2 separate regions of the Homo sapiens genome follow, and region 2 is linked to region 1. Evidence: chromatin contacts called from ENCODE Hi-C or POLR2A ChIA-PET data. All regions are on one chromosome and are shown on one strand. Each heading gives the region's core, a stretch centred on a gene start or an enhancer-like site at or near the end of the contact. The rest is flanking DNA. Distances are from core to core; before and after follow the strand shown.

Region 1 (2,700 bases), core at 161-2,660:
TTGACCTCTTCTTTTCTAATTTAGATGCCTGTTTTTTATTTTTCTTGTCTGATTGCTCTGGTTAGGTCTTCCAGTACTATGTTTGAACAGGAATGGTGAAAGTGGGCAACCTTGTCTTGTTCCACTTGTTGAAAGGAATGCTTTCAACTTTTCTGCATTCAGTATAATGTTGGCTGTGGTTTTGTCATATATGACTTTTTTATTTTGAGATGTGTTCCGTCTATGCCTAGTTTGCTCATGGTTTTTATCATGAAGTGATGTTGACTTTTTTCAAATGCTTTTTCTGCATCCATTGTGATATCGAACAGACAACCTGCAGAATGAGAGAAAATATTTGTTAACTATTCATCTGACAGGGAACTAACATCCAGACTCTATAAGAAATTCAAACAACTCAAAAATAAAAGAAACCCCAAATAATCACATTAAAATGGGCAAAGGAAATAAATAGGCATTTTTCAGAAGATATATAAATGGCCAACAAGCGGATTAAAAAATGCTCAATATTTCTTATCATGAGCAAAATGCACATTAAATCCACAATAAGATGCCATCTTACACCAGTCAGAATGGCATCTTCTCACTTATAAGTCAGATAAAAATAATGTGTACACATGGACACAGAGTGTGAAATGATAGACAATGGAGACTTGGAAAAGTGGAAGAGTAGAAAGCGGGTGGATGATAAGAAATTACTTAATGGGTACAGTGTATATTATTTGGGCGATAGGCACATTAAAAGCTCTGACATCACCAGCACACAATATATCCATGTAACAAAATTACACCGGTCCCCATAAATTATACAAATAAAGAAATAAAAAGTAAAAATTTCTGTTCCTTAGAGTTTATCCTCTTTTCTCTTTTGACTCTATATACCTTTTCCTGGGCCAGATTAATGGTTTTGAGAACCTCAGAAAACATCCCTTCCATCACTGTCCCGTGATATATAAATCAAAAGTAAACATTTAATTTTTAAAATAAAGCAAAATTAATATTGTCTGCAGATTTTCAGAATATTTTTTTTTCAGAAATAGATTTCTGAATATATTTTCAATATTGAACTTTCTCTCTCTTTGCTGGTTCCCTGAGCACAGGTCCCAGCAACTTAACATATCATCTTGCATATTGTCAAGTGCTTATTCAATAGTAGCTGACTATATTAATGCTGGAGATGAACTCTAAATGGAAAACAAGGCAGATAATACTTCATTGCTTCCCTCTCCTAGGTTTGCTGATATTGCTCTGCTGTAGAATCCCCTTAAACTACAGAGTCTAGTTATATCTGAAACAGCCAAACTCCAAAGAGCAGTTTATAGGACCTGCTGCCACTGGTAGGCAGCAAAAAACAAAACTACACCCAAAGCCCAACCTCTCTCCTCACTCTGTCTTTGACAACTCTTTGTATGGTGACTAAGGGCAGAGCAGATTCTTGGCAAAAACACTCTATGATGATAAGCTCTCGGGGCCTGGGTAGGAATGGGCAATGTAATTCCACAGGCATTACACCAGGTTTAAAAATAGGAAGCTTTTCCCGGGAAGAGTAGTTATTGTTGGTAACTGGAGCGGACATGATGTGTCTCAGCTAATGGTAAAAACTTGTGAAGTCATCCAGTATTTTAGTCATTCTTTTGTGCTTCTTCTCTCTTCTCTTAAACCTCTTTCCTCAATTGCTTTAGAACATTTTAAAGATTTTCTTCAAATCCTGTTTTCAAGCAAAGCATTCTTTCTGTAATCTCCCTCTCTCTCTCTCTCTTTCACACACACACACACACACCAGAAGTCAGTTATTTTTGACAGCATACATGCACTAAACTGAACTCTAGACTTTCTGTTTTTTTTTGAAATAGAGAAAGTAAACTGGTCTTATAAGAACATTGGTCATTGAAAATTCTTTACACTTTGACTTTAGAGGTGAGGGGGACATACTCATTAATTCAGAGAGGAATTACTGGGCAACTACTAAATCTCAGACCCTGTGCTGAACACTCAAGGCACAATACTGAACAAGCCCAGACAGCATTCCTACTCCCACAGTCTGTGGCTTAATTGGGGAGTCCTCAAGAAGCAGCACTCTGCCAGGCACTCTGGCAGTGAAAGTAAAAGGTGTCACAAAAGTTGTGGACAAAAGCACCAGACCAGGATTTAGGGTATTAGGAAAGCCTTCCCAGAATTGACATCTATACCAAAATCTGTCAGATGAAAAGAAGTTATCCTGGAGATAGGCATGGAAGGGAAGGCAGATGCTATTGGTCCAAAAGCCCAGTGGCCCGGATAAGAGAGAGGGAAACATTCACGAGAGTTAGAAGGAAGTAGAAAGATTGATGCTAGAGAGGTTACTAGCAGCCAGATCCTGAAAGGTCTTGTAAACCATAGTAAGACATTTAGAGTTCCTTAAAGCAGAGAAGGAACATGATTAGATCTGCCATTTTTGAAAGGTTAGTCTTGAGAAAGCGTGGAGTTTGTATTCAAGGAGTGCAAAACACGGAACAGAGAAGCTTACTAGAAGGGTGTGGTTGGATTTAAGAGATATTTATAAATAGAACCAACAGAAATTGACAATTAATTGAATGTGGTGTAGTCAGGAAGAGGAAGAGTCCAAAATAATTTCTCAGTTTTTAAATTGAGTAATTGGACAGCTCAGGCAGTGTGAAACAGAAAGAATAACAAGTTTGGGTGGGAATTTTAGGCCTGTGTGAT
Region 2 (2,700 bases), core at 19-2,518, 36 kb after region 1:
AAGCGTGATGAGCCGATTCTGTCTGTCATCTTTCAAGATGTGTCTATCTGAGTTTCATTGCGGTGAATAATTCAGGTGCATCAGATGTGTAAGCACCAGCACCTCTCCCCCATCAAGGGGCAGAAACACCAGACGATGCCATGCAGAGGGCAGAGCTCTGGAGGCAGCACCTTTGAAGCGGGAAGAGGAAACATTTAGGAAGCTGAGTGAGGCAGTATTTGACTGGTGTGCTTTCACTAGAAAAGTTCCTGGCACTAAGAAAACTCCCTTTCCAACCCTATGCAAAATGTACCTGCTAAAGAGACCTTGCCAGATTCAAAAGTGAGGCTGAGACCACCATTCCCAGCCCTGCTGTCTCATTGGCATTTGGCTCTCTTTCCCCTTGAGCAGCTCCACTGAATACTCACTAACCTCTGCCAACGTCACTGGGCAATAAAGCAGGTGTCTGAAACTCCACAAACGTTCACAAGTGAAAAGGCCATCTGTTGAAACACTGCCATCTTGTGGTTTGCTGAATAAGCAACCATCAGCTCAGAGCAACCTGAGCTGCCCAACTTTAAGGTCATGACCTTGCTTTAGATATGAAAGTGCTGCATCTCTGGTCTCTGTCTTCTCTTACCCTTTCCAGCTTAGACCCTTTCTGGAACAGATTGCATTTGTTCATTCATTCAACAAGTAAGTGCTCATTGAGCCTAATAAGTTAACTCAGCCATGAACAAGACACAAATTTATCCCTGCCTTGGTGGACTTGATGGGTTAAAATCTCCATCTCTTGTGCCACCTTTTTTGTCTCCACAGATGATAACTGCACTGACAACTTCACTCCTAACCAAGTGGCCCGAATGCATTGCTATTTGGACCTAGTCTATCAGCAGTGGACTGAAAGCAGAAAGCCCACCCCCATCCCCATTCCACCTATGGTCATCGGACAGACCAACAAGTCCCTCACTATCCACTGGCTGCCTCCTATTAGTGGAGTTGTATATGACAGGTGAGAGAGGCACTGGCTGTGGGTGAGCTGGCTTATTTCTCTGTGGCATTTCATATGAATGAGGGGAAGAATATGAATCCAGGGGAACTCCAATTTGGAAGTATAAATGTGTGCACCACTGCTCAGAGCTGCTGCTCCAGCCTGCTCTGTTCTCGTTGCTTTAGCAGAACTCATGGGCTCTCTTGTGAGCCAGTGGCTCATCTTAAGTGCTCACTCCCCCCTCAGGGAGGCCTGGAGAGCCTGACCGATGTGACAGGGATAAATTGGCAGAACGGAGAGGGCATCTGCCATTTGTCTCTGTCAGCTGTTCCTCTGTGGCATGAGGGTGGAGTGGCAGCTTGCCACTTGCAGAGTGGTGTTGGGGGAGGGATTACAGCATGCTTCTCCAGGCACTTCTGGGTGTGGGTGGATGGTAGTGTGCCCACTGCCACAAGCTGTGCATCAGAGGGCTTCCCTGACTTACGTAGGTGCTTCTGACACCTTCTCAGCCTCCTGTGCCTCCCCCTCTTAAGGCCACTATCTTATGGAATTGTCATCCTCTGCTTATTTTCCTACCTGCCCCACTTGACTGGCAACTACTGGGGGAGGCAGGATGATTTTTTGTCTCTTTGTCTCTTGCCCTGCCACAACAGACACCTAATGTGTGTTTGCTGAAGAAAAGCATTACACCTAAAACTAACTTTCATTTGTCCTTTGCATATTGGTTTGAAAGAATAACAGATAAATTTTTGTAGAAAGGAGAGAAAGGTAGGAAAATGAATGACATCTGATAATTGGTGAGGGATGGGAGAATGTGGTTTCACTGAGAAGGACCAGAACCCCTTCTGTGACCTGTGCAGACTGACCTCTTTCAAAACCTACTGCTGTATTCTGAATGACGACAGTCCCTGATCTATTTGTGGCACTATATGTGAAGTGTTGTGCTAGGTATTTTACTTGCACTTGTCTTATTTAGTCTTTGCAGTAAACGCAGTTCCTGCTAAATAAGTGAGAATTCTGAGGCATAGAGAAACATACAATGGCAAACCCAAGACCCCACAACTGATTGGAGGTGAACTCGGGAGTCCAGTGGAAATTCGGGAATAAGGAACATAGAATGGATGCTTTCTTTTAATTTAGAGCATTCTTATTTAGCACATCTCTTCTTTGCACCACACTTTCCCTCTGGGTGTCAGGCCTCAGCTAAAGAGAAGGGTGTCGCTGGAGCAAGTTTCCGTGCCCTTCAGCTTTGCTGAAAGCCTAGGGAGAGAGGCAAGAGAGAGACAGGGATAGGAGGAAGCTGGTGAATCCTCTTTCACAGTGGTATTTCAGCCTCTTGGGATTTTGATACCTGTCCCTGATACCTTGATACATACTTAGTGTGTGACACCACTTAGACCTCACAACCCTACAAAGTAGTTTCATGGTCATCAGCGCCCAAACCCTTTTGGGCTCTGTTTGTGAGTCAGCACACATCTGTGTGATGTGTGTGAGAATCATCTTCCTGCAAGTGTGACCTTGTGCAGCTTTGGTCGAACTGCCTGAACAGCAAGTCCTCTGTGGGTGTGTGCAAACCAGAGTTTTACATCCGTTTATGTAACACATGTAAACAATTTAATCTTTGAATTCTCTCTCTGGTACAAACGTTACGATAAAGCAGACATCAGTACGGGCGTGCTGAGAGTCTGTTGGCAGAAAAACCTGCAGTTTGCTTCCTTTTCTCAGCTAGG

Evidence for each region. A loop is a pair of places that touch in the nucleus more often than their neighbours do. ChIA-PET counts read pairs that join two places held with the same protein, here RNA polymerase II (POLR2A). Pooled maps may share reads with other maps.
Region 2: a map of heart right ventricle shows a loop between it and region 1 (12-fold over the local background). The contact joins two enhancer-like sites. A Hi-C loop is called at or near these places in 18 of 168 maps with a recorded cell type or tissue (Right ventricle myocardium inferior, aorta, ascending aorta and 6 more) and 17 of 50 pooled maps. POLR2A ChIA-PET finds 5 or more read pairs at or near these places in 1 of 52 experiments (A673).

Annotation. Positions count from the first base shown.
Region 1 is chr1:176,655,026-176,657,725 of GRCh38, forward strand. The region is part of intron 3 of PAPPA2 (pappalysin 2); the gene reads left to right. Among named protein-coding and RNA genes, the nearest start is that of PAPPA2, 190 kb to the left of the region's middle. Within about 2 kb of position 1,411, at least 5 of the 41 ENCODE cell types and tissues checked have a DNase peak (open chromatin) inside an H3K27ac peak, as active enhancers do; they include heart right ventricle, where a contact is called at or near this core.
Region 2 is chr1:176,691,328-176,694,027 of GRCh38, forward strand. PAPPA2 (pappalysin 2) reads left to right here. Exons shown (of 23, transcript NM_020318.3): 6 at 799-991. Among named protein-coding and RNA genes, the nearest start is that of PAPPA2, 230 kb to the left of the region's middle. Within about 2 kb of position 1,269, at least 5 of the 41 ENCODE cell types and tissues checked have a DNase peak (open chromatin) inside an H3K27ac peak, as active enhancers do; they include heart right ventricle, where a contact is called at or near this core.